Regions from separate parts of the Homo sapiens genome. Here region 2 is linked to region 1. Evidence: read pairs that join two places in POLR2A ChIA-PET (ENCODE). Cell type or tissue: GM12878. All regions are shown on one strand. Each heading gives the region's core, and the rest is flanking DNA. Links, peaks and the distances in the headings are about the cores only. Region 1 overlaps ZFAND6 (zinc finger AN1-type containing 6). Region 2 overlaps ST20-MTHFS (ST20-MTHFS readthrough).

Evidence for each region. ChIA-PET counts read pairs that join two places held together with the same protein. Peaks named below come from ENCODE experiments on the same cell type or tissue, not always from the same donor. Only the 100,000 strongest peaks of a DNase experiment are listed, where the experiment ranks them.
Region 2: POLR2A ChIA-PET joins it to region 1 with 11 read pairs; 3 of 35 experiments call an interaction of 5 or more read pairs at or near these places.

What each region holds. Positions count from the first base shown.
Region 1 is chr15:80,062,027-80,078,815 of GRCh38, reverse strand. All of the region lies in intron 1 of ZFAND6 (zinc finger AN1-type containing 6), which reads right to left. Among named protein-coding and RNA genes, the nearest start is that of ZFAND6, 11 kb to the right of the region's middle. RefSeq lists an enhancer at 11,633-11,682. In GM12878, for the core only: no CTCF peak of the experiment used is centred there; a DNase peak (open chromatin) is centred at 6,365; H3K4me3 peaks cover 2,356 bases; H3K27ac peaks cover 1,261 bases.
Region 2 is chr15:79,864,405-79,881,193 of GRCh38, reverse strand. All of the region lies in intron 3 of ST20-MTHFS (ST20-MTHFS readthrough), which reads left to right. All of the region lies in intron 2 of MTHFS (methenyltetrahydrofolate synthetase), which reads left to right. Among named protein-coding and RNA genes, the nearest start is that of MTHFS, 24 kb to the left of the region's middle. RefSeq lists a silencer at 6,653-6,947. In GM12878, for the core only: no CTCF peak of the experiment used is centred there; no DNase peak of the experiment used is centred there.

The DNA.
Region 1 (16,789 bases), core at 3,012-11,011:
TACCATCACTAATCATTAGAGAAATGCAAATCAAAATCAAAATATCATCTCAAGCCAGTCAGAATGGCTATTATTAAAAAGTCAAAAAAATGACAGATGTTGGTGAAGTTTCCCAGAAAATGGAATGCTTATACACTGTTGGTGTTAATGTCAATTAGTCCAGCCACTGTGGAAAACAATTTGGAGATTTCCCAAAGAACTTAAAACACAACTACCATTAGACCCAGCAATCCCATTACTGGGTATATACTCAAAAGAAAATAAATCATTTTACCAAAAAGACACATGCACTCGTTTATGTTCATCACAGCACTATTCACAAGAGCAAAGACATAGAATTAACCTAGGTGCCCATCAACAGTGGACTACATAAAGAAAATGTGGTACATATACATTATGGGATACTGTGCAGCCATAAAAAAGAACAAAATCATGTTCTTTGTAGCAACATGGATGGGGCTGGAGGCCATTATCCTAAGTGAATTAATGCAGGACAGAAAACCAAATACCACGTTGTCACTTATAAATGGGAACTAAGCACTGAGTACACAAGGACATAAAGATGAGAACAATAAACACTGGAGACAATTAGAGGAAAGGGCTGGGGAGAGGCGAGTGTTGAAAAACTATTAACACCTATCAGGTACTATGGTCACTGAGTGACGGGATTGTTTGTACATCAAACCACAGTGACATGCAATTTACCCATGTAACAAACCTACACATGTACCCCTGAACCTAAAATAAAAGTTGAAAAAATAAAATATAGCAAAAGACTATTATGGATAGTAAATAATGCCACATTAAAAGTTTTGAAAGCCGGGCGCGGTGGCTCACACCTGTAATCCCAGCACTTTGGGAGGCCGAGGCGGGTGGATCACAAGGGTCAGGAGTTCGAGACCAGCCTGGCCAATATGGTGAAACCCCATCTCTACTAAAAATACAAAAATTAGCCGGGCGTGGTGGCAGACACCTGTAGTCCCAGCTCCTTGGGAGGCTGAGACAGGAGAATCGCTTGAACCAGGGAGGTGGAGGTTGCAGTGAACTGAGATCACGCCACTGTGCTCCAGCCTGGGTGACAGAGCGAGACTCTGTCTCCAAAAAAAAAAAAAAAAAAAGAAAGAAAACTCACTCCTATTCTTACAATGGGTAATTCATGGATTTTTACTATGCTTATAATTACCTTTAATTCCCAACTATAGTTAATAATTTGATCCCTTCAAAGAAACAAACATTGGTAATATTTACCTGTATTTCAAAAGTTTCATCAATTTGACCTTTTTCCTTTACCACCAAGTTGCTTTCAAAGCTATGAATAAAAAGGCTACTTTTTCTTTTTTTGGTCCAATAGAGGTCCTTTTGCTTTAAAATATGTTAGAGGGGGAATGGCACAGAGGACAAAGAGAAAATATTTTAAATGAAAATGATTCCAAATCAACTATTTTTCTGTTCACGTCAATTTTATTTGTAAGTAATGTTGTCTGCATTATTTAACTTTTTTGATGATAGAATATTTGATGCAAAATAATCTATGTAGCCTCTCTACCCTATGTATAAGTTACTCAGTAAGTTATTTGACTTTTGTTCACAGGCAGGTGCTTTATACACCCGGATGCAGAATGAGCACAAGGTCCAAGCCAACAGTTATTTAAGGAGTTGTTAGCATTTCAAATAGCTTAAAGTGCTTTTGCACTTTGCCTAATCTTCCCACTACACAGCTTGGTCTCAAGCTTTTATTAAACGTGAGGAATTCAACAGCTATGAAACTCAAAACTATGTGCATAAGGAAAACTACCTTTACTTTGCCTGTGCCTCATTCTTTTATCTTCTTGTATCCTGGGGATGCTAAAATGTTTAATATCCTTTATCAAAGTGTTCCAAAAAACTGTCAGAAATACTTTTTTTTTTTAATGTTTGTTTCCCTTAAAGCATTTTTAGACAGGCAGCAAGTTTTCACTATGCCTTAGAAGAAGGAATTACAAATAGCTGGTGGTTAAAGAGTGAAGTGGAATGATGTGAGGGAAAAAAGGAATAGAGAAGTAAGCTCAGGAAAGCACACAGCTCAGTGTGTAAAGGAAAGGACTTCCAGTCTGACAAACCTCAGTTTTAAAGTATGCTAGTCACTTACCAGCCAAGGAGACCTTAGACAAATTAGCTAGCCTTTCTAAATTGACTTACTGGTTCGAAAAGACTAACAGTACTTAGCGTGGGGACCATCTGAGAGAATGTTTAGCACAGAATCAGCTGGTGTTATTCTTCACTCTAGCTAGTATTCACTAACGAATATGAAGCAGAGAAAAACAGATATGACCGCACAGTAAAGAATGTATTATACAGAGCCTAAAATGGAAATGAAGATCAATTAGGGGGGTGTTTAGTCATCTAAGAAATCATACCGTGTGGCCTTATGCTAACACGTGAAGGAAAAAAAAAAAGATTGATTCTAGAGACACTGAATTTAAAATTTATAGGCTAATTGTGGCTAACTGGTGATGAAGAAGAATCAGAATGACAATCAGATTCTGGCTTGGGTGGCAGTATCACCCATTTGCTGTGACTTTTGGTGAGCTGGATAAATATGGGTCTCAGGTACAAAAAAAGTTTTGGATTTTAGATTCAGACGTTGGAACCATTAATATGTATAGTATGCTAATTAAAGATATGGGACTGGAGATTATCAAAAGGGAAGTCTAGAGAAGAGTTAAGAACAAAATGCTACGAACTTCTATTACTTAATGGTTGTAAAGGAGAAACATTTGCAAAAGACACAGAGATCACTAATGAGGAAAGCACAGACAGTATCATGAAAATAATGAGAAGAGTTTCAAGCAGGAAAAGTAGTCAATGGCACTAAATGTTGCTGAGAAATCTAGTACTTACAAAAATCTATTGGTAGCAGATGACACAGGGTATTTATATTGCGAAGGGGAAAAAAGGTATAAACAGGGATAGATGGATCTGCTCTCTTCTACCAAAGCACTACTAACGACAAAACTGTTTCGAGTTCATTTTCTCCGATGGCATACAAACACAGAAAACCAAATTTAGTCAAACAAGTTCATAGACACATCAGTTCAAAAATTAGCATTAATAGGTTTAAACAAAAATGGCTCTAGGTTCTTTCAAGTTTTATCAACTTACTGCCCATTAAGTTTTTTCCTCATATTATTTGGAGGGAAAAAAATCACTATGTTCCTCTTGAATGGCATCTAACAACAGAGACTTTGAATACATTATTTTTGAAATAAAACGCAACCATCACTTTTCATATCTTGACCCAAATACCTAGGTCAATTTAAAAGTTTTCTTCTCCTTGTAGAAAACTACTTTCCACTCTCCCTAGGAAACCAAAAAGATACTCCCTAAATCTGTCAATGTAAGATCAGTAGTACTGCAGAATTACAGTTACAGAAACCACTAAAAAAAATCACTTCTTTACCTTGGGGTACCCAGCAAAATGTAATCAACAGCTAAACTTTCACTACAGTATTTACAATTACCTTTATCTCTATTTGGTAGCAATAACATTAAATTTTATTAAGACGACAATCAAATTACATGTTGTCAAATTACCAATATTTGTGATAGAAATATGGAAAATTTTTAATTTTAAATTTCTCTCTTCTATCCCAAATGTTCAACACCAAAGTATCTGAAAAAAAATCAAACAATAAAAGTAGACATTAACAAAAAAAACTTCCCTCTGAAACAAACACAATGACAAACATACCAGCATCAGCTCTGAAAGTCAGAGATACTAAATTATCAGTTAATTGAAATAAAAGTTGACACAAAGTAAGTTAAATTATTTAAATTGCAAAATGAGCTAGACTAACTCCATACCATACATGCTCAACTACTGGTTCCATCAATGAGTTATAGCCCAGCCTATGGCTTATCATTACTCCCCATTTGTAAGAAAAAATATGATTGTCTTAGAATTGTCTTTGATTTTAACACAACTTAAGTTTATTCTAGAACGTTACTCAACTAGTTTATAAGCCAGTTATGCCTATTTCATTTAACAGACAAGCTAGTAAAAGTATACATAATTTGTGGTCAATGCCAACAAAGCATGCTCTTAAAGACAAACAGAAACAACATATGTCTAGCACCACTATATGTGTGTAAAGTTAAGTTCTTACCTTTAACTGAAACCTATAAAATACTGGAAAGATGCTGATATACCATTTCAAAGCCTGTAATTATTCATAAAAGTTATCTGTTTCCAAAGTGTATTTTTAAAAACTCAAAATTAAGAAACGCACAAATAATGACAAAGGTTATTCATACATGTTTTTGAGACAGGTAAAGTTAACTGGCACTACTCCAGTCTCCTAATGTTAACTGGCACTACTCCAGTCTCCTCCTAAAAATGTTTCTGATATATTTTCTTGAAAGAAAATATTTCTTCTGGTATGTGCTTACCAGAAGAAAAAGAAAAGCCAGCCTGAATAACAAAGCCAGTGTAAAACATTAAGCCCCATACTTACTAATAGCAACACATACACTAAGTATATAAAATATCTAGCATAGATACAATTGCTCAGTTAAGTGGGTAAAAGTGTTTCCAATTTCCCTCAGCTGATTTTAATATCCAGAAAAATTGCTTTATATCCATCTACATCTTGGAAAGTGGTGTTGAAAATAGGCTTTTAGGCAAAAACTAATCAACAAGTCAGAGAGCTCCATAGGCACACTTTAACAGAACATTTAAGGGGCTACACATCAGAAAAACTTTGAAGCATATTCTGCTGGTGTCGATATAAACTGGTATAACTTTTTAGAAAAACAATTTGGCCAGTGAAGTGTTCATTATCCTTTGATCTAGGTAAAGCCACTCCAGGATTTTTCCAAAAGAAATCTTTTTTAAAAAGGAAAATATTTTACAGCTACACACAGGTGTGTTCAACGCAATACTATTAAAAATGACGAAAAATTAGAACCTAAAAGTAGACAATTCAAAAAACTAGGTTAATTCAGGTCACATCAATTTAAGAGAATTACATAGTTACTGAAATGAAAACAATTTCAACAGATAGTTAAGTGAAAACATAAAACTGCACAGATTCATAATTATTGGAAAACTGCAAGAATATAAGACAGAGAAGGGAACAGGAAAAAAATGAGATGACCAAACAATGATCTGCTGGTGGGTAGATAGGTAACTTTTCTTGATTTCATTATTATTACACTATTGTTTAAACAACAGATATAGCAGAAAAGCATTAATTTAAAAACCTTTGCATGATCCGGAACAAGTAGCATAGCAAATACAATGGCTGAAAATGCTTAGCTGGCTTTTGGTCTGATTATTGCAATGATTATTGCAATTTATACCTTAATTTCTATGAGAACAAAGAGCAACAATATAAAGAAAACAGTCTCTAAAAAATATTCTTGTACTGAAATACACTACAATTACGTCATAAATAAGAAATGTAAATAGAATCAGATACTTTAAAAAAAAGTTGTAGTAGCCTACCTATAGCTTTTAAAAATATAAATCCTTTCATTTCCTGTTTCGAAATGTTAATTACTTATCTCCACCTTTGAAAGAAATGAAGAGTTTGAATGAAGTAAGAAGAAAGCAGTTTCACTTTGTTCATCAATGGCCTTTTTAATTATGAGCATATTAAAAATTATAAGCATATTAAAAATGTCAACATATTGTTAAATTAAAATATACTGAAATTAAAAGGGGTGCTGTGCTGGGGTTAAAAAAATTAAACAGTTGGCATTTCAATTTACTAAAAAAGACGTATTTAAGCCTATCACATTTATCTTTCAGCAACTTAACATTTTAAGTTTAAGGAAAATGACATATCAAATGAACCTCCTCAAGATGTCATTTATAAAAACTGACAACTGACTGTTCAAACAACCAATTCAAAAAAAAATCCTGTTATTGGAGATGATTTTGAGTCTAAGATGTTTTAATGACACTCATATTCTGAACTAAAAATAATGATAGGAGAAAGTCAAGTTTGATTCTCTGAACACCTATTTCCTGTCCAAAGAGCCCTTTTGTTCTGCTTCCCTGCTTAATTTTAGTGTTCAGTTTGCATCAGAAAATAAAAACAGTGACAAAACCTAGCACACACAGAATCATAAAGGAGCAAAATTATAAAATAAAGGATCATAAAAAGATTAGAACAAAAATCCTACCAACAAAACCTCCACAATTTTCTGTTTGCTTCACCTCAGATTAACTTCACTTGAAGCTGTACTCCAAAGCAACCAAACCTGAATACCAAGCTCCACCTTCTCCAATTCTAGTGGCTGAAGAGTAAAATCTCCTCCCTGTTAGTGAAACTGATAATTGTGATTGGATACGGCTAATATCCATTATTTTAAAGAACTTTTCCTTGCTAGCAGGTTAGGTTAGACACACTAAAACCTCCTGGATAAGCTGGTTTCTTAAAGAAACAGTACATAAGGTTTCAGTTTTCCCATCATATACTGTTTGCTTACCCTTGTCTAGGTGAAAAATAAACTAAGTAACAAAAATGAAAATCTCACAGAAGCAGCTGTGACCAATTGTTTAAAATACAATGCTTTTAATCTAAATCATTTATTTTTATGGAGCAATGAAGGTGAAGTTATGCTTTAAAGACAGATTATTTTTAATAGAGTTCACATTTTACCTGAAAATTGTAAAACGGCAACAGAAAATCCATTACAATATGTTGCTAAGAGGAACAAACCAATGTTTTTTTCTAAGACTTAAAGAGAAAACTATAACTTAAGTGAAAATATACAGCACTAAAATACTGAATGCAAAAGATTCACTTCTAAGCTATCAAACTCACTGACATTTATGTTCTCAGTATCACAACAGAGTAGAAATTTCAGTGACATCAAAGGTTGATATTTCTACTTAAAACTGAAGAAAATACTGGGCAGAAATACTATTACATTTAACAGATCTGACATGTGAGTATTTTGCCAAGGTTAATGCTTAACCATTGGCAAACAGATATCTAAAAGCAAAAGGCACATGTTCTAATGACATGTTCAGGTATAAAATTTAGAAAAGTTTAAGTCTTTTTCATCTTTTTTTTTTTTTTAATGTGTGGAAACTACTTTGCACTCCATAACTTCAAAGTGGCATGGGCACCCTAAAGTAAAAGGTATACTCCTCTTAAACTTCTCACTAAGCTACGTTAAATAATATTTTTACTACAGAGATCATAAAGAGACACTACACAGGAACTCTGATTTTTAAGCAAAAAAGACCTACTGTCACTTTATACATTACTAAGTTTGCTATTTTTACGTGATAAGTTTATATATTTTAATTAGAACTGCTTATGTTTTAGCAGCTTGGCCCATCAAACATTACTCTAACATTAATCATTATCTGACTGATTAAATGGCATTTAATGTCTAATTTACGGTGTAAGTATAGTTTTTACCTCTACCAAAAATCCTGTGATTCATAAACTCGAAATTAAAGCTTATTAGAGTGACTTCTTCTTAAAATATGCTTTCAATGTATGGTTTGCATCAGAAAATAAAAAGTGACAAAACCTTTAAACATTTTAATTTGAAGTTTTCAAAGTTCAAAATCTTGCAACTATTTTTCCTCAGAGAAAACTCAAATATTAGAACACAAAGCCAACAAAATTGTTTTGAATACAAAGGGAAGTCTTTGTAACAAACTGAAAATTCACATAATTGCAACTAGGCATGAATATGGAGCAATACCCTGCTGAAGCCCAAACAGCTGCATAATCTATTATGCCCTTTAAGTGGACAAATTGAAAGAGCCAATTCACAGGGGTCTACTCCCAAGATCCTTTGCAAGGATTCACTGTTTTGAATGCCCAGCACTTCATGAGTCAAGTTCAGGTTTTCTTCCCACTGTGTGGACACTCTTGCAAAAGAACACTGGAAGCAGAGGAGGTACAGAAGCAATCAGCAAAAAGAATATACAGTTTGAATTACAGCATAAGATTTGAGGAAAAGTGACTGTAGATGGCCAAAGGTTTTACGGGAAGAAAAAAAAAAGAGATGGCAAACAGTTTAATCTTAAAATCTGGCAAGCATAAAATTAGTAAATAGTTATGGAAACCAAATAAACCTTTGCTCTCGCATCAATTTTTCACTTCGAAGTTAATTATGAAACAAATACGAATCATACACTAATATAACACCAAGACCACTCTCCATCTATACATAACCAAGAGAAAAGAGAACTGTGGACTCAGTGATTCCGGATCATTTTAAGATCTCTGGGACCTGCTTGAAAGAACATCAAGATGATTACCATTTTAGGTAGCAAACAGGTTAAAATTAAGAGTTAGCTTATTTCATTTCTAAATCAGCAGCAGCAGAAAACAACAGCAAAAACAAAAAGAAAGCAATGTCACAACCATAAAATGTATAACCGAGATAATATGAAAACAATATTGCTTCTCAGGAACAAGGAGCCTGCAAAAAGCTCTGGAGCTCCCTGATTGCATGCAGTAACAACACTTTTTAAGCATCAAGTATTCAAAGATGTATTGTATATTATTTGTGGAAGCCCAGAAAGTTTCCCAAATCTTATCAGCTAAAAACAATTTAGAAGAGAACAAGCCACTGAACAATTTGGTCCCACTTCACTTTTGATTAAAAAGACCCTACTTACATAAAGAATCAATATCTAGACTATTAGGAACAACTTTTGGCAGAATATATACAGAACAGGGCAAACACTTTCTTAGAATTTTGAAGGATTCCATATAGTTCAAACTGCTCTTCCTACAAAAGAAATTAATCCTGGGCATTTTCTCTGGCACGACTGGTGGTTTATTGTAGTAGTTGATAAAAAGACCACCCTGACATTAGCAAAACATAACTGGGATCACTAAGGATAAACTCTGAAAAACACCTCAATGGGGAATAAAAAATAAAAAAATATGGCCAGGTGTGGTGGCTCACGCCTGTAAATCCCAGCACTTTCGGAGGCAGAGGCAGGTGGATCACAAGGTCAGGAGTTCAAGACCAGCCTGGCCAAGATGGTGAAACCCCGTCTCTACTAGAACTACAAAAATTAGCCTCGTGCAGTGGCAGGTGCCTGTAATCCCAGCTACTTGGGAGACTGAGGCAGGAGGATTGCTTGAACCCGGGCAGCAGACATTGCACTCCAGCCTGGGCTATAGAGTAAGACTCTGTCTCTAAATAAATAAATAAATAAATAAATAACAAAAAATAAAAAAAATATTTCCCTGGCAAAAGTAAGATATATTTGAGCCTGCAATTCCTGGTGTATCTCTCCTGACTCCTTAGGGAAAAGATTACAAGGTGTGTATGAGGAGTTGGGGAGTTTGAATGAATGGCATATGAGGTCAAACACTGAACACAAAGGAAACATTAAGGAAACATACAAATAAGCAAGCATAAACCAAGCCGATAGGATAAGGTATCTTTCTACAAAAAAACAGTACATTGCTTTGTTTTAGGTCTCAAGGGATAAACAAGGTCACTGATTAATGCAAAATAAAAAGAAACAGGGATCACAATAGTGAGACAAAAATAAAAGAGAAGGCATTTATAATACTCAACTATTAAGATTTTAAGTCATAAATTTTCATGTGCCAAACAACATATCATAGATCATCTAAGAAAAAGTGCTAGACATAGAAAAACTAAGAGAAAATAGACTGGCCAACTTTAAATTCTCTCTCTCCTTGGAGGCCTAAACCAGAAAAAAATAAATAAAATATTACATAAAAGACGAAGACTCATTCTTTATATAGTTACTGAAAGAGCTTTTCTCAACCATTTTAATCAGTCACAAAGAAAACAATTCTGAAAAGCAAAAGCTGAATAGGTAACATTCTCTGTAAACTATGCAATAACATTCAAAAGTTAACAGAGTTAGTTTATTCATTCACCAAATCTTTTGAACGTCTGTTATGCGCTGAAGATACCACAGTAAATAAAATGGATATAGTCCCTACCACTGTACAAACTTATGGTCGAGTCAGACCAGTGCTGTCTCACAGAAACATAATGAGAGCCACATGTGGTTTTCTATTTCCTAGTAGTCACATTGAAATTTAAAAATTGGCTGGGCACGGTGGCTCACGCCTGTAATCCCAAGACTTTCAGAGGCCAAGGCAGACAGATTACTTGAGCTCTAAAGTTCAAGACCGGCTGAGCGCGGTAGCTCACGCCTATAATCCCAGCACTTTGGGAGGCCACAGTGGGCGGATCACCTGAGGTCAGGTGTTCGAGACCAGCCTGGCCAATATGGCGAAACCCAGTCTCTACTTAAAATACAAAAATTAGCCAGGCGTGGTGGCACTCGCCTGTAATCCCAGCTACTCCGGAGGCTGAGGCAGGAGAATCACTTGAACCCGGGGGCTGGAGGCTGCAGTTAGCCGAGATCGTGCCACTGTACTCCAGCCTGGGCAACAGAGCGAGACTCCATCTCAAAAAAAAAGTTCAAGACCAGCCTGGGCAACACAGTGAAACCCCATCTCTACAAAAAATTTTAAAAATTTTTAAAAATTATACAGGCATGGTGGCGCGCCTGTAGTCCCAGCTACTTAGGAGGCTGAGGTGGGAGGATCCCTTGAGCCAGGGAGGTTGAGACTACAGTGAGCCAACATCACATCACTGCACTCCATCCTGGGCGACAAAGGCAACACCATGTCTCAAAAACAAACAAACAAACAAACAAAAAAAAAAAAAACAGGCCAGGCGCGGTGGTGCTCGCCTGTAGTCCCAGCTACTTGGGAAGCAGAGGCAGGAGAATCACTTGAACCCAGGAGGCAGAGGTTGCAGTGAGCCGAGATTGTGCCACTGCACTCCAGCCTGGGCAACAGAGTAAGATTCCGTCTCAAGAAAAAAAAATTTTTTTAATTAAGAAATAAAATTAACAGTAATAGTATATTTTAACACAATACATGTAAAATATCACTACTTCAATATGTAATATTTTAAAAATTGAGATATTTTCATTGTTTGGTACTAGAAATCAAGTTCCTATTTCAAACTTAATACATCAGTTCAGACTTGCCATATCTCAATAGTCAGATGTGACTATTTAAATAAAATATGGTAGCCATTAGCCACAGGACTATAAATTAAGATAAGTATCTATTATTGCAGAAGACTGTCTCTCTGCTGTCCAACACAATCGCCACTAGCCACATAAGGCCACTGAGTGAGCACCTAGAATGTGACTAATACAAATGAGGAACTGAATTTTTAATATTAAATTAAATTTAAATTTATTTAAATAGCCACAAGTGGATGGTAGCTACCAGACTATGGTTCTGGAAGAAGAAATAGATGCTAAAACAATTCACACAAACTTAATGAACTGGAGTTGTTACAAATGTTTATGAAAGAAAAGCCCAATATAAAATGAGCCCATGAAGCCAAGAGAAAGACCTAACCTATTTTGTGGCATCAAGGAAGGATTCCTCAAGGAAATCACAACTAAGCAAAACAAAAGCATATGCAAAGGTCTTGAGTAGAGAAAACTGAAAACAGTAGAAATAATGAAGAAAAGTAACAAGAGGTAAAATAATATATGCTATTTGTAGGAGACTGATTTGGATTACAAAATCAAAACTCCATAGGAAGGCAGGAGGGGTGGAAGCAGCCCTACCATTTGGAAATAAAAAATAAAAGTCTCCCAAACAAGTCCTGAAACAAAGCTTGTCCCACTGTCCTCCCTCAGTAAACACCAGTCATTCTAATCTTCTGTCAAATTCAAAGTCAAGTCAAGCACTTTGCATATGTACCATTTGTGCCAGCAGTTCTCTTCACATGGGAAACTACCTTCAACTTCTTGATTTTAGAACTCAGAATCAAAGTTCCAAATTTTCTACACAGGACAAGCTTTGGAGCAGCAATCCAGCTGGAAGATGGGGAAGAGGCTTCAAACTGTTTGCAATTTTTTTTTTTTTTTTTTGGGAGATGGAGTCTCACTGTGTCGCCCAGGCTAGAGTGTAGTGGTGCAGTCTCGGCTCACTGCAACCTCCGCCTCTAAGTTTCAAGTGATTCTCCTGCCTCAGCCTCCCGAGTAGCTGGGATTACAGCTACCGGCCACCACGCCCAGCTAATTTTGGTATTTTCAACAGAGATGAGGTTTCGCCACGTTGGCCAGGCTGGTCTTGAACTCTTGACATCAAGTGATCTCAGCCAGGCCTGCAAAGCAATTTTCACAAAATATTTTCCCAAAAAAACTTAGTCATTTCGGCTGGGCGTGGTGGCTCACGCCTGTAATCCCAGCACTTTGGGAGGCTGAGGCGGGTGGATCACCTGAGGTCAGGAATTTGTGACCAGCCTGGCCACCGTGGTGAAACCCCATCTCTACTAAAAATACAAAAATTAGCTGGGCATGGTGGCGCATGCCTGTAATCTCAGCTACTCAGGAGGCTGAGGCAGGAGAATTGCTTGAACCCAGGAGGCAGAGGTTGCAGCGAGCCAAGACCACACCACTGCACTCCAGCCTGGGCAACAGAGTGAGACTCCGTTTTTTTTTTTTTTTATGTTTCGATAGATTGGGAAAGCTAAAGAAACTCCCATACACACCTTGGTACCACCAATCAACTTAAACATGACATCCTCAGAGAGACAGTCTCAGATCATCCAATTAGCACCTTCTATTATTTATTTACTTCCTAGACACTTGTCGAAATCTGAAAATTCTTTATTCGTTGGTTTGTCTATATTGACAGACTGTAACTGGATGAAGGCAAGAGACCTTGTCTTGTACATAGTTGTGTCCTCAGCACTTGGCAGAATGTCTAGATGGAGCAGGTGCTTAAATACTTGTTGAAAAAATAAAAACTGCAACTGCAGGGGTTTTTAAATATATAAACATAAAAATATTACTCATCAAAATTTAAGTAATATAGCTAAAGCTATGCTCAGAGGAACATTCAATAGGATTACATTTTTTCATTATAAAACATAAAATATTATAAAAGTTGCAATTTTTTTAAGTTAAAAAATTCAAAACTGGCCAGGCACAGTGGGTCACGCCTGTAATCCCAGCACTTTGGGAGGCCGAGGTGGGTAGATCACCTGAGGTCAGGGGTTCGAGACCAGCTTGGCCAACACGATGAAACCCTATCTCTACTAAAAACACAAAAATTAGCCAGGTGTGGTGGCACACCCCTGTAATCCCAACTACTCAGAAGGCTGAGGCATGAGAATCACTTGAACCTGGAGACAAAGGCTGCAGTGAGCCAAGATCATGCCATCACACTCCAGCCTGGGCAACAGAGTAAGACTCTGTCTCCAAAAAAAAAAAAAAAAAAAAAAAAATCAAAACCAAAACTAATTTGAAGCCCCAAAAGAATAAACTAAAAAATCTGAGGACTAACAAAGCAACAACCAAAAAAGGGGGATGGGGGGGAGACTTAAACAATAACAGAAACACACTTGTTTACAAAATGAAAATACCATGCCCCATGTATACAAGTGTACACTGGTACCAAATCATTGATATTTCAATAAAACCTAAAAAGAACCAAGAAGATGTGCATTTAACATATGATAAAGGCAGCTTTATTTCAAGGCAACAAGTTGTTTTTTTTTTTAGTGGGGCCAAAATTTTTAAGGAAAAATAAGGGAGGTTATTTCACTTCACATATGTCAAAATAAATCCCAGATGAACAGAAAAAGACAGATGTGAAATATGAAACCGTAAAAGAACTAGAAGAAAACTTAACTGGGTAGGAGAAGCCTTTAAATATAAAAGCAAAGTAGAAGCCATAAAAGAAAGTATTAACCTAATTTTCTTAAAAAGTAAAAACCCTTGCCTGTTTTTTTGTTTTGTTAAAAAAAAAAAAAAAAAAAAGGGGGAGAGAGAGAGAGCAAGAGAAAAGACAACACTGTTAGGTAAATGAAGAGCCAGGAAAAATATTTGCATGCCAGGCCCAGTGGCTCATACCTGTAATCCCAGCACTTAGGGAGGCCAAGGCAGGTAAATTGCTTGAGCCCAGGAGTTTGAAACCATTCTGGGCAACATGGTAAAACCCCATCTCCACAAAAAATTGCCAGGCATGGTGGGGAACGCCTGTAATCCCAGTTACACAGGAGGCTGAGGCGGGATAATCACTTCAGCCCAGGAAGTAGAGGCCTCAGTGAACCATGACTGCACCACTGCCCTCTATCCTGGGTGATAGAGCAAGACCGTGTCTCAAAAAACATTTTAAAAAACCCAAACATACGTGTGTGTGTGTGTGTGTGTGTATGTATACATGTGTATATATATTTGTGTGTATATGTATATTTGCAGTATATAGCAGAGTTGCTATCCTAAATCCTAAAAATATAAAAAGTTTAAAAGGGTATCACAAATATAAAACACCAGCCAAAATGGGCAAAAGATAAACTAGAAGATGTCCAATATCCAGGTTTATTTACCATCATAATTAATTAAAGAAATATATGATGATTCCTATAGAAAGGGAAGGAAAGATGGAGGGTAGATGGATAGACAGATAATGCTGGTAAAGATATACAAGAAATGTGTATTCTGTCATATTTTTAGTCAAATTTGATATTAAAGTTTGATGTTAGTCAAACTTTTAAGGACAAAATTTGGCAATATTTATGAAAAGACTTTAAGAAATGTTCATATGCTTTGATTCAGTGATTGTAAGACAGACTAGATCCGAAAGAAACAATGACAAATACATAGTAGTAGCTCTTATATTTATCACACTACTTATAATAATAAGAAAAAAATAATAAACTTAAGTTACACCCAACAGATAACTAGGTTATAGTACTTTTATAAGATGGAACTGTCCATGTGGGTAACCACTAGTCATATGTGGCTACCGAGCACTTGAAATGTGGCCAGTCTGGGTCAGACATGGTGGCTCACGCCTGTAATCCCAGCACTTTGGGAGGCCAAGGCAGGCAGATCATTTGAGGCCAGGAGTTCAAGACCAGCCTGGCCAACATGGTGAAACGCGGTCTCTACTAAAAACATAAAAATTTAGGCCGGGTGCAGTGGCTCACACCTGTAACCCTAGCATTTTGGGAGGCCTAGGCAGGTGGATCACCTGAGGTCAGGAGTTTGAGACCAGGCTGGCCAACATGCTGAAACCCCCTCTCTACTAAAAATACAAAAATTAGCTGGGTGTAGTGGCATGCACCTGTAGTCCCAGCTACTGGGGAGAGGCTGAGGCAGGAGAATCGCTTGAACCCAGGTTGCTGTGAGCCGAGATTGTGCCACTGCACTCTAGCCTGTATAACAGAGTAAGATTCCGTCTCAAAAAAAAAAAAAAAAATTAGCTGGGCGTGGTGGTGCATGTCTGTAGTCTCAGCTACTCGGGAGGCTGAGGAACAAGAATCACTTCAACCTAGGAGACAGAGGTTGCGGTGAGCTGAGATCGCACCGTTGCACTCCAGCCTGGGAGACAGAGCAAGACTCTGTCTCAAAAAAAATACAAAAAAAGAAATGTAGCTAGTCTGAATTGAGATGTACTTTAAGTGGAAAATACACACCAAATTATAAAGACAGTCTAAAAAAAGACAACTATCCCATCAACAATTTCTTATACTGATTACATGTTGAAATAATAGTTTTTGGGTTACATAAAACGTATTTTCACCAGTTTCTCTTTTTTTCATAATGTGGCTACCAGAAAATTTTAAATTACTTAATGTAGCTCCCATTTGTGACTAACGTTGTATTTCTAGTGGACTTTGCTGGTCTGAGGTATATAAGCCACAGTAAGAGGTTTCAATTTTATTTGGTATATTGAAAAGCTACTGGGAGGTTTTGAGTCAGAGAGTAAGATACTGTAATTTACAAATTTACACATTTAAATGAAGCAGAAGAGTAGAAAAGTTGAAGCAATGGTAACAGATGACTTCTATTATCATCTTATATGAAATAAGATGGTGAGGCAGATTACATTTCGGTAAGTTCTTAAGAAAGAGCCAGGCTGAGAGTGTTTAGAATGGACTCTTAATAGTTTAGGATATTAAGAATACACACATAAAGACCAGGGGTATACCTGACAAAATGTTAATAATAGTTATCTATCATGGTGTTATAGGTGGCTTTTCTTAGTAACTTTCTATTCTTTCTCAAGTTTGAGGGGGAAAACCCCATATACACATTGTCCTTATAATTAAATAAAAAATAAGGTTTTTAAAAGCAGAATACAGCCCTACCAAAACAAAGCATCCTGATATTTGTCTGCAAGCTACATATAGAAAAAATGAAACCATCTCTACTCCCATGCCTTCAAACAAAAAGGTTATTCAAAATTACATGTAAATTCACACTTACATACATGAATGAAACATGAAACACATAAAAACACACCTATCTTCAGGATAGTAAGGAGATACTATTCCCTAATTTGTCGCTGTGTTCCTGTTAGCATAATGAAACAGATCCTCGGGAAACACACCTTGTGGGCATTCTCTAATCTAAAACATATTTAAATATGGAGTTAACAAATCCTGAACCACCACACAACTTTTCCAAAAATGTTCCAAAGGATACAAAATTTAATTCCACAGAATAACACCTTGGTCCTAATGCTTTCCCTTAAAGGGTGTGACATTTGACAGGTGTTTTCCTTAATTAAAGTCTGTGCAAAAGTGGAAGGATAAGCTTAGGACAAGTTTCTTTTACATGAGTATGCTAAGGCACAAGAGAAATTTTTAAGTAATTTGCTAGAGATTAGAGGGGAGGAGAGGAACAGCAGAAAGGATAATTTATTTTACATACAATCCAGCGTTTTTTCTACTATACTATTTTTGCATTGAAAAGGAGATACCAAACAGTGCCAGACTTTTTACAATG
Region 2 (16,789 bases), core at 4,039-12,038, 200 kb after region 1:
GTTTAAACTGCTTTTCCAATTCAATTTTTATTTTATCACCTTAATTGAGACATTAAAATGTCTATTAGGTTTCTATGTTTTTGTGTATACATTTAATTCAGAGGAAGGGCAGAATTTTTAAGAGGAGTGAAGTTGGAATTAGAAAAAATAAATTCTTTTTTTAGTTTATTGCTCTGAACCTTAAATTTCAAGCTAGGGTAGTAAAGACCTGTGTGTAAATGAATGCCCAGCTTAAATGCTGCCTCCTCCAAAAGTCTTCTTAGATTTCTTAGTCATATTTAAACACTTCCTCCTGTGTTTTCGCCCTGTATTTTGACACCTCAGCATACCTTTTGTCATTGGATTTGCTTTATTATATCCTATATATGTAGTTTAAAAGTTTTTTGTTTGTTTTTTTTTTTTGCTTTACTACTTGCAGGGATTAGGAGTCCACTATTTAATAGAGAACCCCATTTCATTTACCCCACTTTATAAAAGGTTAGAAAAGTACTCTCCATATTAAGTTTATGGCTTCATGTAACTTTCACCTGATGGTCCTTTAGAGAAACATATAAATAGTCTTCAAACATTTTTTTTTTGGTGTGTTTGGGCTTAGCACAGTGCCCTGATGAATCTGAGGTACCATCTCTTTCTTCAGTAACTTAAATATCCTTTTTAAAGTACAGCTGAGAATTGTATATTGAGTGAATGACTGATAGTATTGCAAAGAAATGCAGATATAATAGCACATGATCCATCAATGTTTATCTTTTATGTTAATCGTCATCTACAAAACCAGATTGTATTGATTATTATCCATAAATAAACAAGCAGAGGCCGGGCGCAGTGGCTCACACCTGTAATCCCAGCACTTCAGGAGGCTGAGGAAGGCGGATCACAAGGTCAGGAGATCGAGACCATCCTGGCTAACATGTTGAAACCCCGTCTTTACTAAAAAATACAAAAAAAGAAAAAGAATTAGCCAGGCGTGGTGGTGGGTGCCTGTAGTCCCAGCTACTCAGGAGGCTGAGGCAGGAGAATGGTGTGAACCCAGGAGGCAGAGCTTGCAGTGAGCTGAGATCATGCCACTGCACTCCAGCCTGGGCGACAGAGCGAGACTCCGTCTTAAAAAGAAAAAAAAGAACAAAAGCAGAATAAACTAATTTACTGTTGGATGAAGTAGGCAGCAAATCATGAGATGGAAATTGAACAGAAACAAAAAATATCTTCCTAACTGCCCATGTCATTACTTTGGGTTAAAGCAGTCAAATCCACTGTAAAAATTTAAGTGTTCTTTGGGTGTAGTGACACAGGGAACCAGAATCACTTGTAAGAAGTCCTGTGATTAATTAAAAAACAAGAAAGAGCTAGGAAAGAAATTTTGATTTTAGTCAGAGTTTTGTGTGTATATATGTGTGCATGTGTGTGTGTATATGCATGTGCTGTGTATAAAATGGGTCATGATGTTTTTCTTACTGAGTTTCTAAAATGTTTGAAAGCCACTGATTTAGGCCTCTGCTTCTCAAGAAGGCATGCATCTATTACAGGCCTTATTGGGTAAATTTTCTTCAACTATTAATTTTACTTCAACATTTTAGCAGAAACAAACCAGAAAAACAAACATATAAACATACAAACCACACATTAGTTTTATAACAAATACAATCACAAAGGTAGCATATAGAAGATAAATAAAATTCACAAATTTTAAGGAAAAAAATTAGCTGGGCATGCTGGTGGGTGCCTGTAATCCCAGCTACTCAGGAGGCTGAGGCAGGAGAATTGCTTGAACCCAGGAGGCGGAAGTTGCAGTGAGCCAAGATCACACCATTGGACTCCAGCCTGGGGGACAGAGTGAGACTCTGACTCAAAAAAAAAAAAAAAAAAAAAAAAGGGTAATAATTTAAAGGTAAAACACAAAATATTAAAGCAAAAACTTTGCCTCTGTGGGCAGGCCTGCAGGCAGACCCTCCAGGGATTTTAACTTTCTCTGCAGTTACCTTAGTGAAAAATTTGGGAAGTACTGGTCATTTAGTGGAATTTCAAAATTCCACTAATGGATGATACAAATGAAAAGCATGATACAAATGAAAATGAAAATTTTTTGTGTTAAATTTTTTTTGATGTGCTGTTTTAGTTCCTCTGTTGATTTTTAAGCTATGTATTAAATTGTTTTTGCAGTTTCTGGAGGGATTACATCTTTTATTTAGTACAGTCTGTTTCAGATTAGTATTCATCTGACTCCAGTAAAATACAGCAACTTTGCTCTTATATAATTCCATTCTTCCTTCCCCATTTATGTTATTATTGTCATATTGAGGCAGGAAATTAAAGAAAGAAAGAAAAAAAAAAAGGGAATAAGCTTTCCTGTGCTAGGCTGACTTGTCCCAGAGGCAGCAACAAGCACAGCTGAAACCCAGGAAAAGTCTTGATAATACTATCTAAGAAGCCAGGACACAGAAGAATGTGCTCTGGAGACTCTCCCACCACTCCCTCCACATAGGGAGAAGAAAAACAAATTTCTCTTTGTTTTACAGTATGAGTTTATAGATTCCTGTTCCCTGTAACTAGTGACTTCTAGTATTCTGTTTTATCTAAGCAGTGGAGTGATGGTCATAAAGCAACTGAGCAGGCCTGAGATACGGCCACCTGGGCACCATAGTGAAGGCCATGGAATAAGCCTTGCTAGGCACTACGGCAAACTAGATAATGGCCATCTGAGTTGCATAGCAATGGTCATGTGTAATCCTGAGTTATGAACCTGTTACAATTTGATTAACCGTCTTGTCTTGCCTCTGTATCCTTGCTTTTGCTTTGCGCCAGTGTAAGCTTGACTCAAGTTAGCCCATCCCCTTTTAGAAGTGTGTATAAGCGTCAAGTGCTGTCTTTGTTCTTGGCTCAGTTTTTGGATGTTGAGTCTGCTGGGTCTGAGTGCACTCAGAAAAGATCCTCCTGGTTTACCCCGAGGTCTCTCTTGTCCTCCTAATTCACACGACAGTATAAGTTACATCTGTATGTACTATAAATCTAACAAATAGTATTATAATTATTGCTTTAAGAACTCTTATGTTTTAAAAAGGAATAGAAGAAAAGAGAAAAAACCAGTCTTTTGTGTTTACCTTCCTACTTACTGTTTCCAGTGTTCTTCATTCTTTCCTGTGAATTCAAGTTACCATCCAGTGTAATTTCCTTTTGGCCCAAAGGATTTTCTTTAGTCTTTCTCAGACAGCTCTGCCAGTAATTAATTCTCTCAGTTTTTGTTTATCTAGGAATGTCTTATTCTGCCTCTATTTTTGAAAGGGTTTTGCTGAATATGAAATTCTTAGTTGACATATGTATTTTTTTTCCTTTCAGCATGTTCAATGTTATTCTTCTGCCTTGTGGCCTCCATTGTTTCTGATGAGAAGTCATCATTCATTCTATTTTTGTATTTCCCTTTTTATAATAAGTTATTTTTCTCTTTCAGCAGTTTGACTCTGATGTGTAAAAATGTAGATTTCTTTTCTTTTTTTTTTGAGATAGAGTCTCGCTCTGTCACCAGGCTGAAGTGCAGTGACATGATCTTGGCTCACTGCAGCCTCTGCCTCCCGGGTTCAAGCAATTCTCCTGCCTCAGCCTCCCAAGTAGCTAGGACTACAGGTGTGCACTGCTACGCTTGGCTAATTTTTTTGTATTTTTAGTAGAGATGGGGTTTCACCATGTGGGCTAGGATGGTCTTGATTTCCTGACCTCGTGATCCACCCGCCGTGGCTTCCCAAAGTGCTGGGATTACAGGCATGAGCCACCGTGCCTGGCATGTGTAGATTTCTTTAGTTTTATCCTATATGGGATTTATTGAGCTTCTTGGGTCTGTAGATTAATTTTTTCATCAACTATAGGAGGTTCTCAGCCATTATTTTTCAAAAAAAATTTTTTTCCTGCCACATTGTCTCTCTTCTCCTTCTAGGACTCTTATTCCATGTATAGTATATTGGTATTCTTGATATTGTCCCACAAGTCACTTAGGCTGTGTTCATTTTTCTTCAGTCTTTTTTTTCTTTTTTCACGTTGGATAATTTCTGTAGATCTGTCTTTAAGTACACTGCCTTTTTTCTTCCATCATCTCAAACCCATTGTTGAATCCATGTAGTGCATTTTTTATTTCAGTAGTTGTACTTTTCTTTTTTTTTTAAAAAAGGAGTTTCACTGTTGTCGCCCAGGCTGGAGTGCAATGGTGCAATCTCAGCTCACTGCAACCTCTGGTCCCTGGGTTCAAGTGATTCTCCTGCCTCAGCCTCTTGAGTAGCTGGGACTACAGGCACGTGCCACCACACCCAGCTAATTTTTGTATTTTTAGTAGAGATGGAGTTTCACCATGTTGGCCAGGATGGTCTCGATCTCTTGACCTCGTGATCCACCTGCCTTGGCTTCCCAAAGTGCTGGGATTATAGGCATGAGTCATTGTGCCCTGCCAGTTGTTGAACTTTTCAACTGTAGAGTTTGATACTTATTGAAAGTTTCAGTTTCTTCATTGATATTCTTTATTTGTTGAGTCATTGGTGTCATATATTCATTTAATTCTAGGAACATTTGTTTCCTTTACTTTTTTTTTTTTTTTTTTGGGATGGAGTCTCACACTGTCACCTAGGCTGGAGTGCAGTGGCATGATCTTGGCTCACTGCAAGCTCTGCCTTCTGGGTTTACACCATTCTCCTGCCTCAGCCTCCTGAGTAGCTGGGACTACAGGTGCCTGCCACCACGCCCGGCTAATTTTTTTTTGTATTTTTAGTGGAGACCGGGTTTCACCATGTTAGCCAGGATGGTCTCGATCTCCTGACCTTGTGATCTGCCCACCTCGGCCTCCCAAAGTGCTGGGATTACAGGCATGAGCCATTGCGCCTGGCCTACTTTAGTTTTTTTGAACAGAATTTTCTTTAATTCTTGGCTCATATTCATAATGGCTGCTTTGATGTCTTTGCTAAATTGAATATCTTGGCCCACTTAGACTTCATTTTCCTTGACTGATTTCCCCCACCTTGATTATAGGTCACTTTCTTGTTTCTTTGCATATCCTATATTTTTTTTGTTGTTGAAATCTTTTTGATAATATCTTGTAGTATCTCTGGATTCTGATTTACTTTTTGAAGTGTTTGTTTGTTTTTTGGTAACTAGCTTGCTCTTAGCCAGTTAGCACATATCTCCCTATGATATGTGTCTATAGATATCTCTGCTCAATTTTTGTGTGCTTATTTATTTTTTGGCCTGGCTTCCTAGGTGCTGCTCCTATGTCCATATAGCTTAGTGGTGAGCCAATGATTGTTTCTTCAAATATTCAAATCTTTTGCCCAATTTTAATTACATTGCCTTTTTACTGTTGTGTTATCTAAGTTTTTTATGTGTTCTGGATAATAAGTTCCTTGTCAGATATGTGATTTGCAAATATTTCTCCCATTGTGTTTTTTCACTCTCTTGATGGTGAACTTTGAAGCAAAGTTTTTGATTTTGATGGAGTCCTATGTAATAATTTTTTGCTACTTGTGCTTTTGGTATCATAGCTAAGAAACCATTGCCTAATCCAAGGTCATGAAGATTTATGCCTCCGTTTTTTTCTAAGAGTTTTATTGTTTTAGCTCTTACATTTAGGTCTTTGATGTATTTTGAGTGAATTGTTGTAAATGGTATAAGTTGGGGCCAACTTATTCTTTTGTATATGGATATTTGGTTGTCCCAGCACTGTCTTTAAAAAGATGATTCTTTCCGTATTGCATTGTCTTGGCATTGTGTCTTCTCTGTTTTTGAAGGACAGCTTTGCTGGAGATAGAATTCTTGGCTGGCAGTGTTTTTCATTCAGCACTTTGAATGTGTTATTTTCACTGCCTTCTGGCCTCCAGGTTGCCATTGACAATTCAGCTGTTAATCTTATGAGGATCTGAGGATCTCTAGTGATTTTTTTTTTTTTTTGTCGCTTTTGTTGCGGGAAGTCAGGGACCCTGAACGGAGGGACCGGCTGAAGCCATGGCAGAAGAACATAAATTGTGAAGATTTCATGGACATTTATTAGTTCTCGAAATTAATACTTTTATAATTTCTTACACCTGTCTTTACTGCAGTCTCTGAACATAAACTGTGAAGATTTCATGGACATTTGTCACTTCCCCAATCAATACTCTTGTGATTTCCTATGCCTGTCTTTATTTTAATCTCTTAATCCCATCATCTTTGTAAGCTGGGGATGTGTGTCGCCTCAGGACCCTGTGATGATTGCGTTAACTGCACAAATTGTTCGTAAAGCATGTGTGTTTAAACAATATGAAATCTGGGCACCTTGAAAAAAGAACAGGATAACAGCGATGTTCAGGGAACAAGGGAGATAACCATCAGGTCTGACTGCCTGAGAGCCGGGCAGAACAGAGCCATATTTCTCCTCTTACAAAAGCGAATAGGAGAAATATCGCTGAATTCTTTTTTTCAGCAAGGAACAGCCCTGAGATAGCCTTCTAGATTCCCTGGAATATGTCGGAGCTTTTCAAAGGCTCCTCAGGACATCTTCTTCCCCAGTTTTTCCTTTTAAGTTTTTTGGTCAGCCTCTTGTTAGCACTAACTGGATTCCTGCCCCAGACAGCTGTGATATTAAACAATTGCCATTGATTTTTAAAATAAATGTCCTAGGGCTAGGGCTTTTTGCATGGAGAGAGCTATGAGTCAGATCAAGTAAAGATAAGACCTGACAATGCACCTTTTCAGGGAACTGCCAGACAAATTAATTAGTGACAGTTTTCTGGGATGGAGCTTTTGTTGAGCTCCAAACCTGTTCTGCCCCTCCATTGGCTGCCAGGCTGTTGGTGGTTGTCACAGCTATTTTAGTTGTAAGGCTGTTGATTTTCAAGTCTACCATGAAGCTGGGGAGAGGGGGATGGGAATGGGGCAAGTTGAAAAGGCACAAAGCTCACTGTTCTTACAGAGAATAAACATTTAGATTGGTGTAAGCCTTTGACTAATTTCTAGAGTTTTGAAAAGTTGATTTTGACCATTTTTCCCAATGTTCTTGCTGGTTTTATTAAGGAGCAGATTTTTAGTTTTCTACTCTGCCATTCTAGAAGTGATTCTGAGCCAGTGATTTAGATAGTAGTTGTTTTCAAACACTGGAATGCATGAAGCTCCACTGATTGATCTGTCTGTGAGTTGCAGAGTGCATTCAAGTTTTAGCACTTCTCTAGTTGTCCTTGGCTGTTACTCTCTGCCAAGCTCTCTCAGATCTTCCCTGCATATCCCTATAGTTTCTAGTCAGCCAGGTATGTAGGAAGAGTTTATCTCAGCCCTTCTATGGACCTCTTATTTTAGTATAGCCACATTACATTCCCATTATGCTCTTACACCAACTGGGATTACAACCTTGGCAAGTAAAGCTGTAATTTTTCCTGTAATATTCCTATGTTTAGCTCACAAAGCCCCCTACCACAAGTTAAGTCTGCCCCTTCTGGCAGCAGAGCTGCTGTTTTTTCCAGCCAGCCCCATATTGGTAAAACTGCCATTCTTGAGGACTGAGCTGGGGGCCTGGGAACCTCACCAGGTAAGAGGACCAGAGACTTCTGCTGTTCCTACTCAGTCTTTGGTCAGCTTCCAAATCCCTGAAATGGCTGGCTTTGGATGATTTTGTTTGATATACAGTATTTTTTTTTTCAGAGAGGATTTTCACTGATTTCTTACCATCATTGCAAAAGGGAATGTTCAGGAGAGGAAATTTCTGATTTTTCAGGGATGTGGTATGTGGGAGAGATGCATAATGTAATAACAGTCCAAATTTCTTGAGTACTTACTACCTGCCAGAAACTGTGCTAAGCAATTATTTTGCATTGCTTCATTTGATTCTTTCCATACCCTGCAGAGGCATGGGTGCTATTAATATCCTGCTCCTCTATTTTATAGATCAGAAAAAAGGCTCAGATGAAGTACCTTATCGATGGTCACACAACTCATGAGTGGCAGAAATAATATTAAGACCCAGGTCCCTTTGGCTGTTAAGACCCCAGCCCTAAACCACTACATCATATATCTATAGCTGGAGCCTGGCACCAGGAGGCGTCACAATGGGATTGAGATAGGGATACAGAAAGAAGGATGGGGACTGAAAGGTGAAGGGTCCTGAAGCCCTGAGCTTCCTCTTTTGCTGTTCTCACTCTGTTTCCTGGAGGTTTTACTGAGTGCCCTGTGGTGTTGACTGCGTCCTACTTGCAAGCCCTGTGGTCTCCCTAATGGTCAGCTAGGCTGGGCCTCTAAGGTCTTTCAGAAGTGCACAGCCCTATGGTGAAAAGGCATCCTTTCTCATGAGGTAACAGACCAGCAGGACTTGCTTTTTGGTCACGACACTGCTGACCAAAACAGGATGTGGTCCAGACAGGATAAAATGGAGAAACCGGCAGAAACCAGCAGACGATGACAAAAGTGATCCCTGGCTGCTGTCATTGCTCATTGGCATAAGAAACTCCTACCAGCACCATGACGATTTACAAATGCCATGGCAATGACCTGGAAGTTACTACCCCTTTCCATGGCAACAACCTGGAAATTACGATCCTTTTGTAGAAAGTTCTAAATAACCTCAATTTGCATTGACCTGCCCCTTAATTTACATATAGCCAAATGTGGGTTTACCTGAATGTTAAATACAGTTGCCAGGAGCCCCTGCCTTGCTGACTCTGGGCTACTGCCTGAGCGCTAGCCCTACTCTGCAAGGAGCAGTACTGTTCAGTCAAAGGCTCACTCCTGAATTCTTTCCCGGCAAAGCCAAAAACCCTCCTGGGCATAACCCCAGTTTTGGGGCTCACCTGTCCTGCATCACTCACATGACATTTCCCTATTTAAACACCCATGATCCCTGAGCCCTACAAGACCAGAAGGTCATAGGGCTCCACAGTGTTACCTGGTAATGTTACAGAATTAGATCAGAGAAAATGGGATTTCTTCATTGTAGTGTGCTTAATGATCTCTGTAAAGAGTATAGCATAAAAAAGCTTCATTAGTTTGAAGACTTATTTTGATTGAACTGCAGGATTTCTGTTTGGGCCTCGTGTATTCTATTAAAATGAAATAAAGTAGCTATACTTAAATTTTTTTTTTTTTTTTTTTTTTTTTGAGACGGAGTCTTGCTCTGTCGCCAGGCTGGAGTGCAGTGGTGTTATCTCAGCTCAGTGCAACCTCCACCTCCTGGGTTCAAGCGATTCTCCTGCCTCAGCACCCCTAGTAGCTGGGATTACAGGTGGCCACCACCATGCCCGGCTAATTTTTGTATTTTTTCGGTAGAGATGGGGTTTCACCATGTTGGCCAGGATGGTTTCAATCTCCCGACCTCGTGATCCATGCCTCGGCCTCCCAAAGTGCTGAGATTACAGGCATTAGCCACCGTGCCCGGCCTATGTAAAAAATTTTAATTTTAATAGCATTTGAAGTCAGCATTTAATTTTCTTCTTTTCTTTTTGTTTAAGCATTTCAAATTGTCACTTCAAACATTATACAGAGTTTCCTTGGTAGTACTTAAAAGTACTATTTTTCTAGTAATCACCTTTAAGTTTGGCATTAATTTTTTTTGTCTGAGAATATTTGTATAATTTTTTTATTCAGCAAAACTGCAAATGAATCGTTAATTATAAAAGAGGTAATGAAAGAAGATAAAGTGGAAATTGAACACTAAAAAAAAAAAAAATCCCTTTGTCTTGAATTCTCCCCTCATCAATTTTCTGTGGGGCATCCCTCTGTAAATAGCTTATGATTGAATTTTTGATATTTGTACCCAACTGGTAGTCTTTTAGTTAGGCTGTTCAGTCTGTCCTCTTTTTTTGGGAATAATGCATGTGTCTGGCCTTCTTTCTGTTACCTTTGTCATCATGTTTTTGGGAGACAATTTTTTTTGTCATTTCCTTTTCTTTGTGTCCTTTTTTCCCTCTAGTACTTCATAATTATGCATTCATTTCTACTATTGGTTACATTAAAATATTTTTAGCCTCAAATTCTCACTAGCATTATAAATATAGTATTTATTGACCTTACCCCTGTGAAAGACAAGAAATTAAATGTGCCTTTTCTTTTCTTTTTTTTTGAGACAGAGTCTCACTCTGTTGCCTAGGCTGGAGTCGAATGGAGCAATCTTGGCTCACTGCAACTTCCACCTCCCAGGTTCAAGTAATTCTCCTGCTTCAGCCTCCCCAGTAGCTGGGATTACAGTCATGTGCCACCACGCCCAGCTAATTTTTTGTATTTTTAGTAGAGACAGCTTTCACCATGTTGACCAGGCTGGTCTCGACCTCCTCAGTTCAGGTGATCTGCCTGCTTTGGCCTCCCAAAGTGCTGGGAATACAAGCATGAGCCACCACGCCCGGCCAATGTGCTTTTTCTTTCTAGCTTTTGTCAACATAAACTGGTGTTTAAAATTAATAGTAGTTTAAAGATGTGTATATTCTTTAAAGAATTTTTTTCATTGACATTCGATTATTTTCTTACTATATTATAGAGTATAGAGAAGAGTCATTTAAACTGAACTGTAAATTTTCCTGGGTTCATGATTCCTTGTTCCTACTGTTATAGCATATCTTCTTTATTCTTGATTTATGTATTTTGATGAATTTCTTGGTCAGATGGAATATTCCTTTAAGTAGTTTTTTTCAGCATGGTCCGTGAGTGGTATGTTTTCAGAATGCTTTTATTTTTGAGGCTGTCTTTGTACACATCAGTGAATTCTTGAATAGGATAGAATTCTAGGGTCACAGTTTTTTGTTTTTGTTTCTTTTGTCCACCCAGAATTCTAGCCCAGGATTTGGCAATTATTTTCTGTCAAGTGCTAGATAGTAAATATTTTAGGCTTTTCAGGCCATGGAATCTTTGACAGCAGCTCGATTGTGCCACTGCAATATGAAAGAAACCATAGACGGTACCAAAACAGACAGTGTTCCAATACAACTCTATTTACAAAAACAGGCAACAGACCAGATTTAGTCTTAGGGCTATAGTTTGTGACCTGTGTTCTAGACAACTAGTCTGTTGTCTTGTGGTGATTAGTATTGTAGGTGAGGTCTGATGTCATTCATGTTTTCCTTTGTAAGAAACTTGTTTTTTCATTGCTTGACTTCTTTTAGGAATTTTTGTTATTTTTGATTTCCAAATTTAATATTCATTAATTTTGTGAATTAATTGGTATTTAGTCATCTCTTTCATCCTAAAGTTTCATGTCCTTTTTAACTCCAGGGAACTATTTTCAACTATCTTTTTTGATAATCCCTTCTTTCCTCTGTTTTTGAAATTATTATTATAGTTACTTTGGTTCTTCTGGATCTGTAATATATTTCTCTCATCTTTTTATCCCCATCACTTTCAAAATCATTTGGGTTTATAACCGAAGTTCCCTATCTTGTCTATTTTATTGATTTGGGTTCTTCTTCTGTCTATCCTGTTATTCCTTTGCCATCATTAACATTTTAAAATTATTAATCTTTTAAAAAAATCTGTTAAGTGAGCCAGGCATGGTGGCTCATGCCTGTTATCCCAGCACTTTTGGAGGCCGAGGTGGGAGGATCATTTGAGCCCAGGAATTTAAGACTAGCCTGGGAAACGTAATGAGACCCCATCTCTACAAAATATTTAAAATTAGCTGGCTGTGTTGGCATACAACTGTAGTCTTAGCTGCTTGGGAGGCTGAGGTGAGAGGATTGCCTGAGCCCAGGAGGTCTAGGTTGCAGAGAGCTATGCTTGCACTCCCACCTGGGCAACAGAGCAAGACTGTGTCTCAAAAAAATAAAACAAAAACCTCTAAGCAATTGTTACAAATCTCAGATTATTCTTTTGTATGACTGTGTTTTCTAATTTTATATTATAGATGCAGCATATTCTCAAATATCATTGTTAAAAGCTTTGTCCTGAAATATGTCTATTTTAATGGGAAATATTTGCACTGATTCTTCAGACTGGTCCTTCTCCCCATCTTTATTGTGAGAGATATAGAATTTAACTTTTAAAATAGTAATTAAATACCACAACAAAGTAAGGATACTTGTGGAGTTGTTTTCTCTTTAAGTAAGTACAATGACTAAAAATACTTCATTTGCCAAGAGTCTGCTTTCGTTCCTTTTGTATATTTTATTAAATGCTGGTGGCATAAATACATACTTACTTTTATTCCTTATGACCTGATGTAGTCACAGTACCCCAAAGTACTGTATGTATTATCAAATAAGCTACCAACACTCACCGTTTTTTCATTTTTCATGAAAAGGTTTACATTAAAAAAAAATGCACCTAGTGTATAGTCAGAGTTCTCAGAACCAATAAGTTTTATGTTTGTGTGTGTGCGTGTACATCTATATTTACATCTATATCTATACTTTTAGGAGCTTTATTATAATGAATTTGCTCATGTGATTGTGGAGGCCTAGAAGTCTCAAAGTCTGCTGTCTGTAAGCTAGAGACCCAGGAAAGGTAGTGGTGTTTACTCAAAGTCCGAAGGACTGAGAACCAGGGGAGCCTATGGTGTAAATTCTAGTCCTTGTGCAGGAAATGTGATGAGATGGCCTAGCTCATGCAGTTAGGCAAGAAAGAAGGGACAAATTCCTTCTTCTGCCTTTTATTCTATTCAGGCCACCTGCATTGAGATGGGCTGTCCACTTTACTGAGTCCACTCATTCAATTGTTAATCTCATCCTAAAACACTCTCATAGACACACATAGAAATAATATTTGGTCTGGGCACCTGTTGGCCCAATTAAGTTGATGCATAAAATTAACCATCACACCAAGAAATACCTCTCCTTTCCCCAAACCCTTCATAGTACGTGCTATATTTCTCTTTGAATCTAAGAAGATTATCTTCTATGAGGAAATAATCTGCTCCACACAGAAACCTGATACAGAGCTCTTTCAATAATGACTCATTCTCAACATCATGAAATTATATTCGAAGTTGCAGAAAATTCACTATTGTATATTGAATGCTACATTGAAATTGGAAAGAAAAAGGTGATATAAAATAAAAGCTATTACATATTTTGTGCTTCTCCCTAATCTGCTTTATTCATTGGAAATTCCTACTTAAGTTTAGTCTGCTTAAAACAAGCTAGATACTTGATTTTGCATGCAACACCTTGGCTGTTACTTTTACTGTCTCCTAGCACTGTGCTACAGACTGCAAAATATTTAGAGAAAATTCAGACCTCGCTCAAAATAAAAAATAAAAAATGCTAGCATGGTCTATACCAACGTTGGATTGCTGGGCTCACTCTCACGTGTGTGATCTCTCTCATTCTCTCGCTCGTGCTCTCTCTCTCTCACACACACACTCCACTCAAAGCTACAGTGTGCATTCTTCTATGATCCCAGTAGATTGTAGGTCTCTGTATTGACTGGAGATACTCTTCCAAGTTGAAGATTTAAAAAAGAACTTTAGATTTTTAGTGCTGATTCTTCATCTTTATATTTAGAAAATTGTCATTTTTAGATTCCTGATAGAAACTTTCTCTAAAACATTATCTTAGTACATTAATTAGAAATTTATGTCCCACATATACTAGCTCTAGTAATTTACTGGTGACTAAGGCATTGTTAAGAAATGTGTTTGGAAAACTTCTGTTGGTTTTTTTTTTTTATGACCATCATTACATTTTTTTCTATTTTTTCATTTATCTACGTTTAAAAATGTTTGGAAATATTTCAGAATTTGATAGTTATAACAAGCTACAAGAGAATAAAGATTTAGCTGGATTACAGAAAAATATCTACTTAGTAATGAGTGAAAATGAGATAAATTTGTCATATGTGACATATGGTAATATACATACAGAGGCCTAAAGAAAACTTCAATGTCCCCCCCTTTTTTTTTTTTTTGCTACGTAATCTTATTTCCTTAGAAAGAGCATATTGATTTTACTCCACTGAGAGTTTGGCTTTCTAAAATCACCTCAACAGTTAATTGATGGTGATAATCAACCAAGAATTGTTCTTCATTTATATAATTTGCTAACTTTCAAGTTCCCATTGAGTTGAGAAAGATAGTGATGATAGCTCTGACAATATACCTGAACCAGTTTGGATAGGAATGTTTAAAAGATGTATTAGGCTATTTTTATCCTGTAGAAACTATAGTTCATAGGAGTGGTGAGTTAGGGGAGGCTGGAGAATGGGGGAAAATGGGAAGTAAGATAAATTGTTGGTGTATGTGGTTTTGCAGATTTGCTTTTTTGGCACTAAAAGAGTACTTTTTTTTTTTCTTTTCTTTTTGAGACAGAGTCTCACTCTGCTGTCCAGGCTGGAGTGCAGTGGCATGCCCAGGCTGGAGTGCAATGGCACGATCTCAGCTCACTGCAGCCTCTGCCTCCCGGATTCAAGCGATTCTCCTGTCTCAGCCTCCCAACTAACTGGGACTACAGGTGCCTGCCACCACCATGCCCAGCTAACTTTTTTGTGTTTTTGGTAGAGGTGGGGTTTCTTCATGTTGGTCGGTCTGGTCTGGAACTCCTGACCTCAGGTGATCCACCCACCTTGGCCTCCCAAAGTGCTGGGATTACAGGTGTGAGCCACCGTGCCTGGCCAATCACTAGCAGTTCTTAAGAAAAAAATGTTTTGGAAGGTCGTGTGTTTGCCCTCGTGTTCTGTGTATGCACGTGCACTGAATAGGAGGCAGTCCCAGGGTCTCGCCTGCTGAAGAGATCCTGCACACCTACTGTCTGCTTGGCTGTCATCCTACTGTATTGTAGAAGCATCCACATCAGCTCCCTTTTTATTTGGGGGTTGTGCCCAGATCCTAACTCTCAACAAGATGTTTTTCATTATGCTTTATCCAGGACACTCTTTCTCACTGCTGTTTTCAAATGCCTTTGGGTTACTTCTGGGAAGTATAGATTCAAACTCTTCCATCAGGTAACTGTTTTCACCAAATAATGTACAGGTAAATATTTGGAAGACATAAGAGAAAATCAAGGGGAAAACTTAGGAAAGAAGGAAACCGTTGAACTCAAATAGTTATCTTCTGGACCCATGATCAGGTCCTCTGAGGGAAAAAACACAGATCCTTTTATTCATGAGAACTGGACATATTCCTGCTGCTGGATTTGTTCTTAGCCATTAGCCTCTCGAATGCCACCATCGCTGTCACAGAGACCAAAAAAAAACAAAAAGCTGCTCCTGTTCCTCCTCCTTAAAAAAAAAAAAAAACTTATAAAATTTCAAACTGCAGTGACTGTTTTCTCTCTTCCCTCACCTTAAAGAGGTTTAGGTTTGCCTGCTATTGGTAGTTCTGATGGGCTCTGTTAGAGATTGTGTGGTTGGTGTTCAGGCCCAGATGAAGAAAGAAGGGAATAGTTTAAATTTGCTACATTTTGTTTTGCTTGAGAAAGATGCAGTAAACTGAGGGGAGAAGGGAATAAGCGATTATTGTAGGCACCTGCCGGAGGGAGCTTTGCCACTGTATGAAGGATTTATTTTCTCCATGGTTGGTTTTTGTCAGCATAGCCCAGTATTTGCAGGGGCAGAAGATCCAAACATGGAGCCTTTGTTAGGATTCATGGCCATACCCACATTTTGCCTAGCACACTGCTGAGGGTAAGCAGGGATGAGGGCTGAGGTGGTCTTCCTCGTTAAATCAGCTTTGCACTAGGTGTCTGAGGCCCAAGAAGGGTCAAGATTTGCTTTTTAGCAACTTGCTGCCCAGAGACCCATCGTTACGATACGTATACCTGCTCCTCCTGGCTGGGGGCTTGACTGCAGTTCCACACTGGTTTCCTTCCGGCTCTTCCCAAGGCAGCCATTTCTTTAACATGTATTTCATTATCAAATTCCCTTTTTCCTAAATTATATCTTGCAGAAATACCTCGAAGTTTCCGACTTAGATATGGCATTCTTTCCTGGTTTCTAATCATAATAGACATTTTTCCCAAGTTTGTTTTCCTTTGTTCATTTCACTGGAAATGAAAGTAGAAAGTCAAATATTTGTGCTAAGGTCTTTATCTTGAATTTTAAGACTTATATTTAAATAATGACAGTTTTACAAGTTCAGGTACATTTCCACTTCGTTTTCTTGTAATAGAAATTGTGTATCTTTATGGATCAAGGTTTTCTTTGTAAAAACAGTGGGAGTTACATTATTGATAACATTTTGAATTTAACCTTTTGAATCTGCAAAAGGTTGCTGTAATATTTTGTTTCATTGTGAACCTCTCCCCTGAAACAAAGAGAAAACACATCACAATATTTGGAAGTTTGCCTGGAGTGAACGTTTATTTTTTTGGGGTGTTTTTCTTTTTGACTTTTTAAAAAACAGTTTTTGTTGTTTAAAAAACTGCAAATGCCAGCCATAAAAATATTCTCTATTCCATCTGCCTAAGGCCAAAAAGAAATCAGAATTAGGCAAATGAAAATCAGGAGCTGAGCCCAGTGATCAATTATGTCCACTCTGCCTTTTTCTTTTCCTTTCTAAAGTGTTGTATTTGTTCACTCACTTGTGTAACAAATATTCTGAGAGTCCTACTGTGTGTGACACTGTGCCAAGCAAGGGGGTACTAACTTGTCATAAGCCTGGACCCTGCTTATGAGTCAAGTTTCTTACACTATATTGAAGTAAGCACCAGAAAGCGTGTACAGGTCTATGAAAGCTCAGTTTCTGGACATTTACTCTCAAGGACTTTTTTTTTTTTTTTTTTTTTTTTTTTTTTTTTGTTGAGATGGAGTCTCACTTTGTTGCCCAAGCTGGAGTGCAGTGGCGCAATCTAGGCTTAATGCACCCTCCACCTCCCGGGTTCAAGCGATTCTCCTGCCTCAGCCTCCTGAGTAGCTGGGACTATGGGCGCGTACCACCACA